Regions from separate parts of the Homo sapiens genome. Here region 2 is linked to region 1. Evidence: chromatin contacts called from ENCODE Hi-C data. All regions are on one chromosome and are shown on one strand. Each heading gives the region's core, a stretch centred on a gene start or an enhancer-like site at or near the end of the contact. The rest is flanking DNA. Distances are from core to core; before and after follow the strand shown. Region 1 holds the start of LINC01816 (long intergenic non-protein coding RNA 1816). Region 2 holds the start of MOB1A (MOB kinase activator 1A).

Region 1 (4,956 bases), core at 1,528-4,027:
AAGAACTCAGCTTGTTTCTCTGGATAGTCTGTGGTCAGATATAACAATGGAAACTTCAGGAAATCTTTATTTAAAAAGAGAAGGTATCTCCCCACACCTTCTTCAATATTAGGTGCCACCAAATTCTGGCTGTTGATCTGTTACTCAACAACAACAAAAAATGTCTTTTGTTTATTTTTATGTCTGATTCCAAGGAGAGTTGAACTTATTTAAAGTGGGTCTTTAAAAAAAATCACTTCAGATGTTTGTTTCTTTTGAATTTTCCATTGGTATTCATTTTCTTATTTATTTGCAAGCACTTCCTACATAGCAAGAATAACAACATTTTGTTTTCATGTGTGTTGCAAATAGGTTTTCCCAGTTTGCCTATTGTTTTTTAACCTTGCCCGTTTGGAATAGCTTCAAGCCACATCATCTGATGGGAATGGAGGTCACCCTAACAGTGATACTGCAATGTCACTAATTCAATAACCACCAAATTTACTGCTAATAATCGCCAACATTTACTGAACATGCACCATATGCTTCATGTGCCATTAATCCACAAAATTACCCTATAAAGTAGGTACTATTTTTAGTTTCATTTTGTAGATGAAGAAACAGAAATAGGAGAGGCTAAGTAATGTGCCTAGTTACCCAGCCTAGTAAGGGATGGAATGTGGGGCTTGAACCCAGCCCTGACTCCTAAGTCCAGTTTCCAACCCTGCACTGTCCAATACAGTGACCGCAGGTAGCTATAGAGCACTTCACATGTAGCCAGCCTGATTTCAGAGACCAAGTGTAAAAAAAAGAATGTCAGATATCTCATTATTAAAAAATTTTTTTTTCAACAGGGTCTTGCTTTGTCACCCAGGCTGGAGTGCACTAGTGTGAACACAGCTCACTGCAGCCTCAACTTCCTGGGCTCAAACGATCCTCCCACCTCAGCCTTCTGAGTAGCTGGAATCACAGGTGTGTGCCACCATGCCCAGCCTCTCATTATTAATTTAAAAATTGGCCAGGTGTGATGGCTTACGCCTGTAATCTCAGCACTTTGGGAGGCTGAGGCAGGCAGATCACCTGAGGTCAAGAGTTTTGAGACCATCCTGACCAACAAGGTGAAACTCTGTCTCTACTAAAAATACAAAAATTAGCCGGGCATGATGGCATGCCTGTAATCCCAGCCACCCGGAAGGCTGAGGCAGGAGAATCGCTTGAACCCAGGAGGCTGCAGTGAGCCAAGATCGCACCACTGCACACCAGCCTGGGCAACAGAGCAAGACTCCATCTCAAAAAAAAAAAAAAAAGTGCCTACTGAAAAATTGTTAACATGATTCTGTTTACATTTCTGTTGACAGCATCTTCTATCCACTTTCCTACATAATCATCCTTCACTTGGGTGAAGACAGTCTGTGTGATCACCTGAGTCTTCTCTTCTCTAGTTATATCAAAAGGCTTGCGCCTTTTAAATCTGTTGATAAACTGAAACCTCCTTGCTTCCTGGTTTTCTTACATGAATTGAGATCATCCCAGGACCTCACTGTCTTGAACAAGCTCAGTTCTCTCCACTCTTCCTCACAGATGATTTCTCATAGGACCAAATTTTGTCATCCTTGTTGTCCACATCTCAATATTCTCCAGGTTATGGCTATCTCTATCCCTCTTGCCCTCCAAAATGAGACCACAGGCGGGGCACAGTGGCTCATGCTTGTAATCCCAACACTTTGGGAAGCCAAGGCAGGCAGATTCCTTGAGCCCAGAAGTTGGACACCAGCCTGGGCAATGAAGTGAAACCCCTTCTCTACCAAAAAAAAAAAAGAAAGAAAGAAAAGAAAATAAATTTTTAAAAAAGGGGAGACAATCCTCCAGAGAACCGTTGCAGATGTCCCAGAAAGGTGATGCTCCCAAGTGCACAGGGACAGAAAGTAGAATGGTGGTTGCCAGGAGCTGGGTAGAGGGGAATGAGGGAGTTGTTTCACGGGTACAGAGTTTCAGTTTAGGATGATGGAAGAGTTCTAGAGATGGATGATGGTGGTGAGTGCACAACCACGTGACTATTTAGTGCCACTAAACTGTACACTTAAAAATTGATTAAAATAAGCTTTATGTTGTGTACATATTACCACAAATACAATAAAAGAAATGAAGTTCTCATACGTGCTGCAGCAGGGATGAACCTTGAAAAGATTATGCTAAGTGGCCGGGCATGGTGGCTCACACGCCTGTAATTACAGCACTTTGGGAGGCTGTGGCAGGAGGATCGTTTGAGCTAAGGAGCTGGAGACCAGCGTGGGCAACATGGCGAAACCTGGTCTCTACCAAAAATACAAAAATTAGCTAGGCAGTGGTGGCAGCGCACCTGTAGTCCCAGCTATTTGGGAGGCTGAGGTGGGAGGATCACTTGAAACCCGGAGGTGGAGGTTGCAGTGAGCTGAGCGCCACTGTGCCCCAGCCTGGGCGACAGAACGAGACCGTGTCTCAAAGAAAAAAAAATAAAAAATAAAAAACCTTGTACTAAGCAAAATAAGCCGACACAGAAGGACGAATATTATATGATTCCACTTATACGAAATACCTAGAATAGGTAAATTCATTAGACAATTAGCCAAAGTGTATCAGAGGAGGTTGGGGGGATGCTGAGGGGAGGGGAAAAGAAAAAAGAAAATCAAGGGGTGGGAAGCAAATGGCTGCGGGGTAGAAGGGGAGTGGGCTGCCGCTTGGGTGTGTGGGCGTCAGGGGGAGACGGGACAGGCGATTTAGGCCCTGCGCGCAGGCGCCCCTGCGCTCCCGCCGTACGCAGCTGTCTTTGTCTGGGGCGGCGGCAGCGTGGCAGGAGCGAGGGGCGCCCCGACCCGTCCCCTCTGCCCTCCACTACCCCTGCCGGCTCCAGCCCGTCCGTGTCTCACCGTCTTTATTTAACAAAGAACGGAGAGACTATAAATGACCCTGAGCAGAGTGGCTGCGAGCAGGGCCCCTGGGGCGTCCCACGGGCGTCATCCTAGCCGCGTGAGCGCCGAGCTTGGGCACCGGGGGGGTTGGCGTGCTTGTACACTTGCTCCGTTTTCTCTGTAAGTACTAAGGATTCCCCTGCCGCCCTCTTCCTCATTTTCCACCATCCCAATTTACACAAGCATTAGTATTTTTTTTTTTTTTTTTGAGACGGCGTCTCGCTCTGTCACCCAGGCTGGAGTGCAGTGGCGCGATCTCGGCTCACTGCAAGCTCCGCCTCCCGGGTTCACGCCATTCTCCTGCCTTAGCCTCCCGTGTAGCTGGGACTACAGGCGCCCGTCACTACGCCCGGCTAACTTTTTGTATTTTTAGTAGAGACGGGGTTTCACCGTGGTCTCGATCTCCTGACCTCGTGATCCGTCCGCCTCGGCCTCCCAAAGTGCTGGGATTACAGGCGTCAGCCACGCGCCCGGCCACAAGCATTAGTATTTACTTCCGTAATTTCCCCATGCCCATGTAACATCACACACACACACACACACACACACACACACGTTTGCTTTTGTTTTCCAAGATGGCATCTAGTAGGCGCTTCTCTTTGTTTTGCTTTTCTAGTACACCGTGGAACCCCAAATCCCAGCTGGGATTCACTCTTTTCTAATGGCTGAACATTCATCCGGGGCATGAAGGCAGCTCAGTTCATTTCATCATTCCTTTGTTTCCTCTGTTTTGCCACCAGAAACTGCCGCGATGAATGTCAGTCCCCAGAGCCGGAACCGTTCCCGGTTTTCTCTACTTGGATCTGAGAACTCTGTCCCTCCAGCCCTGCGAGCGCTTTGCCAGGGTGACGGGCGGAAATGTCCCCGCATCCGTGCCTGCTTTCCCAGATGGGACCCTCCAGCAGTCCCCTCCACTGCCCGTGCTTCCTCCTAACCACTTCCCCCCAGCGACCGCGGAAGGCGCTTCCTCCCCCGCAGCGCGAGCCCCAAGCTCCTCCAGAGCCCCAGCTCTCCCCGCCCCCTTCCCGACCTTGTTTCATATGACCCCTCCCCCGCACATACTCAATTTCGTCTTCCCAAGGCGCCCACTCTCCACATCCTGATGAAAAAAAGAGCCGGCTGCTGTCCTATGTTATTGTCATACTTCTTTCCTCCCGTGCACTACACAACTTGAACAACTTTTTTTTTTCTTTTTTTGAGAAAAGGTCTCGAACTGTCGCCCAGGCTGGAGTACAGTGGCACGATGATGGCTCACTGCAGCCTCGCCCTCTCTGGGCACAGGTGATCCTCCTGCCTCAGCTTCCCAAGAAGCTGGTACTACAGGCGCGTGCCACCACTATTGGCTAATTTTAATTTTTTTTTAACCACAGGGTCTCGCTATGTTGCCCAGGCTGGTCTCGAACCCCTAGGCTCAAGGGATCCTCTCACCTCAGCCTCCCAAAGCGTGAGATTACAGGCGTGAGCCACCGCGCCCCGCGGTAAATACTATTCCAAGGAAATGGCACCTGAGTTTGAGGAGATTAATCGGGTTTACTGCAGGGAAGGAGCATTGGCCCTGGTGGCCAGAGGCAAGGGTACGAACCTGACCCTGCCCTTTCCCTGCCTGGTTCTGCCTTCAGCAAATTGTTCCACACATCTCTGGTTTCCTCCCCACATGATCCCAAGGCCCTGCTGGCTCTAGCCTTTGTGAGGCTAGAATTACAATTCCATTCCTCCCCAGCCACGCCCCATCTCTTGCTCCCTGTGCTAGCGCTTTCCCCAATCAGCCACACTTTCCTTTCCCATTCACTGAGCCTGTGGAAAGCCCTCTTATTCTGAATATCTAGATCCTATTCACCTTTGAAGACCCGACTTGGCCACGTTTCTTCCCAAAGCCTACTGCATGCCCTTTGTGGGAGGAACTGCTCTGTCCTTGCAACGCCACTGTGTGTAGTACTTTCTCTGTATCTTACCAGTGGCATCGCCCACTCTGCCTGGGGTGCTGTTCCATACTTGCCCTTCTTCCAGTGCCATCTATGTGTGTGGTAAG
Region 2 (5,041 bases), core at 2,283-4,782, 4.1 Mb before region 1:
CTCTCTGATGCCCAGGCTGGAGTGCAGTGGCACAGTCTCCTTTCACTGCAGCCTGGACTTCCTGGGCTCAAGGGATCCTCCCACCTCAGCCTCCAGAGTAGCTGGGACTACAGACTCAAGTCACCATGCCCAGCTAATTTTTGTATTTTTTGTAGAGAAGGGGTTTCACCATGTTGCCCAGGCTGGTTAGCAACTTTACTGTTTGTTTCTCTTCACCTATTTGTGACAAAGATTAAAATTCCTTAATCTGTCACAGGAGTAGAGTTTTTTGTTTGTTTGTTTTTGTTTAAAAAAAAAAAAAAAAGCTTGAGCTCCCAACAGCACCAACTGGCTGGGAGGGGCAGGAACGTTACTGCGACCAAAGTGGGAAGATGCCCTGTGTGGGTGAGGTTGTTAGGGTAAAACGGGAGTTTTGCAAATGATAGGATGGGCACTTACACAGAATGAAAATGCAGAGTTGCAAATCCTGCCTCAGGGAGCTAGAAAGGGGAACTGTGTGTGATGAAAGGCGGGTGGGGAGAGGTTCAGAAGATCTAGTCCTGGAGGCCTCATAATTTGCCGCTTAGCTTCTGCTTTCAGCATCTGCTGTGACCAGATGGTGTGCAGTGATCTCTGGCCGGCTAAGCCAAGAAGTGAATAAAACTTCTTCGGTCTTTGTATAGACCTTGTCTGGTAGGGAACAAATTGTCCTGTAGCAATTAGCAATGAACAATTTCTTTTTCTCTCTTTTACTGGAAAAATCTTATCTTTGATATCTAAGTGAACTATGTTGATATCGTGCTTAAATATTGATTGAGGATTTTTCCCTAACCCTGAAATCCTCCCTCCCTGCTACCCCAACCAAATTTAGCCATCCTGAAAGGTTTTTCTTATAAATAGCTGGACTTCTATCCTCAGTGATTCTTCAACTTGAAGAAAAATACCATTGAAAGAGGGAAACCTTTCATGAATTTCTTTTTTCCCATGTTATTTGGAAATTGTTTTTATGATATTATTTAAGTAATATAAATTACCACAGAAGTATAAATAGATGTACCTTTTTTCTTTTTTTTTTTTGAGACAGGGCCTCACTTTTGTCACCCAGGCTGGAGTACAGTGGTGTGATCTCGGCTCGTTGCAGCCTCTACCTCCAGGGCTCAACCCATCCTCCCGCCTCAGCTTCCCAAGTAGCTGGGACTATAGGCGTGCACCCCCACACCCGGCTATCTTTTTTTTTTTTTGTAGAGATGGGGGTTTGCCATGTTGCCTAGGCTGGTCCCAAACCCCTGAGCTCAAGTGATCTGCCCACTTTAGCCTCACAAAGTGCTGGGATTACAGGTGTGAGCCACCTCGCCCGGCCTAAATCTGTGTTCCTATATTTGTAACTTCCATATAGCGATATCAAATCGCATTTATTTATAAATCAAATTCCAAAAAACTACAAAAGTTTAAAAAATTAAAATTATTAATTTATTTTTTTCAGGGGAGGAAAAAGAGTATGTAAATTTGCTTTACATAACTGACTGAAAAATATATTCAAGAAATAGTAAATATAATTTAATACAGTCTCATGTGCCCTAACATCATTAACTTAATGTGACAAGTGATATATGAATGAAATAAAATTACTGGAAACATGAACATTGTGCAGTCAGGTACAGGGCAAACTCCTTTACATTGAGCACCCTGCACCACCATTTGCTGAGCTATGACTGAAGTCTCCCACTATTTTCCTTTTGTTTTCTTCATTCCACCATGGTGGAATGAAGGCGTTGCTTGGCTGTCACTTGGCATTAATACCACACAAAAGCCTGTACATGAATGTTCACGACAGCATTATTAATAATAGACAAAAAGTGGAAACAACCCAAATGTTCCTCAACAGATGAATGGGTAAACAGAATGTGGTATATTCACATAATGGAATATTACTCATCCATAGAAAGAAATAAAGTTTTTTTCTTTTTTCTTTTTTTTTTTTTTGTTTTAGAGACAGGATCTGGCTCTGTCACCCAGGCTGGAGTGAAGTGGCGCCATCTTGGCTCACTGCAGCCTCCATCTCCTGGACTCAAGGAATCCTCCCGCCTCAGCCTCCCGAATAGCTGTGACCACTGGCACACACCATTACGCCTGGCTAATTTTTGTGTTTTTGTAGAGGCGGGGTTTCACCATGTTGCCCAGGCTGGTCTCGAACTCCTGAGCTCAAGTGATCCGCCAGCCTCAGACTCCCAAAGTGCTGGGATTACAGGCGTAAGCCACAACTGTGCCTGGCCAGTAATGAAGCTTTGATACATGCTACAATATGGGTGCGTTTTAAAACATTATGCTAAGTGAAAGAAGTCAGTCACAAAAGACCACATAATGTATGCTTCCATTCACAGTGTATATGAAATGTCCAGATTAGGTAAATCCATGGAAATAGAAAGTAGAGTAGTGGTTGCCAGGGGTTGGGAGGAGGGAGGTGGGTAATAAAGAGTAACTGCTAATAGGTATGGGGTTTCTTTTCGGGGTGATGAAAATGGCCTAAAATTATGGTTAGGCTGGGCGCGGTGGCTCACGCCTGTAATCCCAGCTTTGGGAGGCCGAGGCGGGTGGACCACTTGAGGTCAGGAGTTCAAGACCGAGACCAGCCTGGCCAACATGGCGAAACCCCGTCTTTACTAAAAAAAAAAAAAAAAAAAAATACAAAAATTAGACGGGTGTGGTGGCGCACGACTGTGATCCCAGCTACTCGGGAGGCTGAGGCATGAGAATCACTTGAATCTGGAAGGCAGAGGTTGCAACGGGCCGAGATTGCACCACTGCATTCCAGCCTGGGTTACAAAGTGAGACTCTGTCAAAAAAAAAAAAAAAATTAGTGCTGATGGTTGGCACACTTTGAAAACATAAACAAAGCCGGAGGCAGTGGCTCACACCTGTGATCCCAGCATTTTGGGAGGTCAAACCAGGAGGATCCCTTGAGCTCAGGAGTCCAAGACCAGCTTGGGCAACACAGTGAGACGCTCGTCTCTGCAAAAACTTTGAGAAAATTAGCCGGGCGTGGTGGCAGGCACCTGTGGTCTCAGCTACTCGGGAGGCTGAGGCGAGAGGATCACTTAAGCCCAGGAAGTCCAGGCTGCAGTGAACTGTGAACTCCAGTCTGGGCGACAGAGCGAGACACCTCAGAAAAAAAAAAAAAAAAGAAAGAAAAAACCGAAAAAGACCACTAGAGGGTACATGTTTAAAGGACAGATTTTATGCTATGTGAATATATTTCAAGTAAAAATTAAATTAACAATTTTAAAAATTGCAGGAGTACGCAGCGCTTATAGAGGTCCCTGCATAACCTAGGGAGCGGGATCGAAACCCAGCAGCACCAAGATACTCTAAGAGCAGGACCAGCCACTGCCCCTTCCGCAGGACCGCCATCCTCGCCACGCCTCCGGGGGAGGGAGGTCCTGGCTTGGAGAGCGATGATTGGCCGAGTTCTAGGACGAGGCGGAGCGAAAGGGGGCGCGACAAGTCCCTCCCGGCGCAGCGAAACCTTAGCTCGCGAGATTTTGTTGGTTCCGCATTTCGGGTCTGCGAGGTGGGGTAGGCGGGCAAGGCGGGCGCCGAGGTTTGCAAAGGCTCGCAGCGGCCAGAAACCCGGCTCCGAGCGGCGGCGGCCCGGCTTCCGCTGCCCGTGAGCTAAGGACGGTCCGCTCCCTCTAGCCAGCTCCGAATCCTGATCCAGGCGGGGGCCAGGGGCCCCTCGCCTCCCCTCTGAGGACCGAAGATGAGCTTCCTCTTGTGAGTGGGGTCGGGCCGCGGGCGCCGGGCCTGCGGGCCGAGGTTGTGGGGGAGGCCTCCCCGGACCTGAGGCGAGGGCTCGGCCTGGGGGCCGAGGCGGGGGCGGGGTAGCTGGCGTTTGTTTTGCCTCTGTTCGGGTCCGCGGGGGAGGCCGAGATGTTGGGAGAGGCCGACAGAGATGAAGGTCGAAGTAAAGGAAACGGAGCGTGAAGGCTGGGGAGTAGAAAGGCCCCGGGGCCGTCGCGCCTCCAAACTTTTCCGCCCGAGCGCCCCCGAGGGCGGGGAGACGATCTGGGGGCGGAGCCGCGAGCCCCCAGTTTCTCTTGTCTCGAGCTTCTAGAAACCGTCCTTGCCGACTTAACTCGTTGCTCGGTTATAGGTCCAGTTTCATTATTGTCGGTGTTAAATGCCGCCCCAGGAGAATGTGCGTTGCCGCAGTTTGAGAAGCTTGAAGTTAAGATGCTGGCCTTGGAGTCGGATCGTTCTGTCCAGTTCTGATTCTGCCCACTTACTGGCTTTGATTTTAACCAACTTCTCTTGTCCTCGGTAGAATCCTGTGTTTTTAATCATTATGTAATATACCATACAGCATTATTATATAGTACATTGCAGTATTATAAATAATTTGGAAAGTTAAAACAAATTCATAGTCCCATTGCAGAAACACAGTATTGCCATTTTAGTGCACTACAGCAATTAACTTGATAGGCATACCTTAGAATCTCATTTTAGAGATAATGCCTGAGCCCAACCAAACAAGGCTAAAATGAAAAAGCTTGTAAATTCCCTGATGATTCTTATGCACATTAAGGTTTGAGAAGCATTGCTCTGGCACAGTATTTTTTATTCTCAGGTGTCTCTCTCTACCTTGTATATTGCTTAAATGTGTGTTTTGTGATTGAATAATTATCCAATTTTAGTTATGGATGTAATCCACATGCTTGACATTTTTATTAAATACAATATAAAAACACTATATAGTTTTTTTTTTATTTTTTATAACCAGAGTTTACCCACTTTATTGTGAGAAACTGGGATTCCTTCCAGTATTTACTATTATAAAATAGCACTACTCAGAATATGTTTATCTGCGTCTCATTTTCCTTCCTTTGGGTTATTCTCGTAAATGAATGGTCTCTAAAATACGATTACCTTGTCAAAAAGCCTGTATGATTTAGATTTAACTTCCATATTAATAGAAGTATTCCTCCCTCCTCCACTTTTTTCTTACGAGTTGATATTTAATTAGTGAATGCACAGTTGCTTTGTGGACCTTAATACGAGACTTTTT

Evidence for each region. A loop is a pair of places that touch in the nucleus more often than their neighbours do. Pooled maps may share reads with other maps.
Region 2: a loop to region 1 is called in a pooled map, with 4 times the contacts of the local background. The contact joins the promoter of MOB1A here to the promoter of LINC01816 in region 1. A Hi-C loop is called at or near these places in 1 of 37 single-sample maps with no recorded cell type and 3 of 50 pooled maps.

What each region holds. Positions count from the first base shown.
Region 1 is chr2:70,123,137-70,128,092 of GRCh38, reverse strand. It overlaps LINC01816 (long intergenic non-protein coding RNA 1816), which reads left to right and starts at 2,777. Exons shown (of 2, transcript NR_024444.1): 1 at 2,777-3,047; 2 at 3,668-4,057. RefSeq lists a silencer at 2,862-3,156 and enhancers at 3,483-4,288, 4,289-4,956.
Region 2 is chr2:74,177,370-74,182,410 of GRCh38, reverse strand. MOB1A (MOB kinase activator 1A) reads left to right here and starts at 3,532. Exons shown (of 6, transcript NM_018221.5): 1 at 3,532-3,750. The coding sequence starts at 3,737. RefSeq lists enhancers at 456-585, 596-735, 3,824-4,507 and a silencer at 3,771-3,960.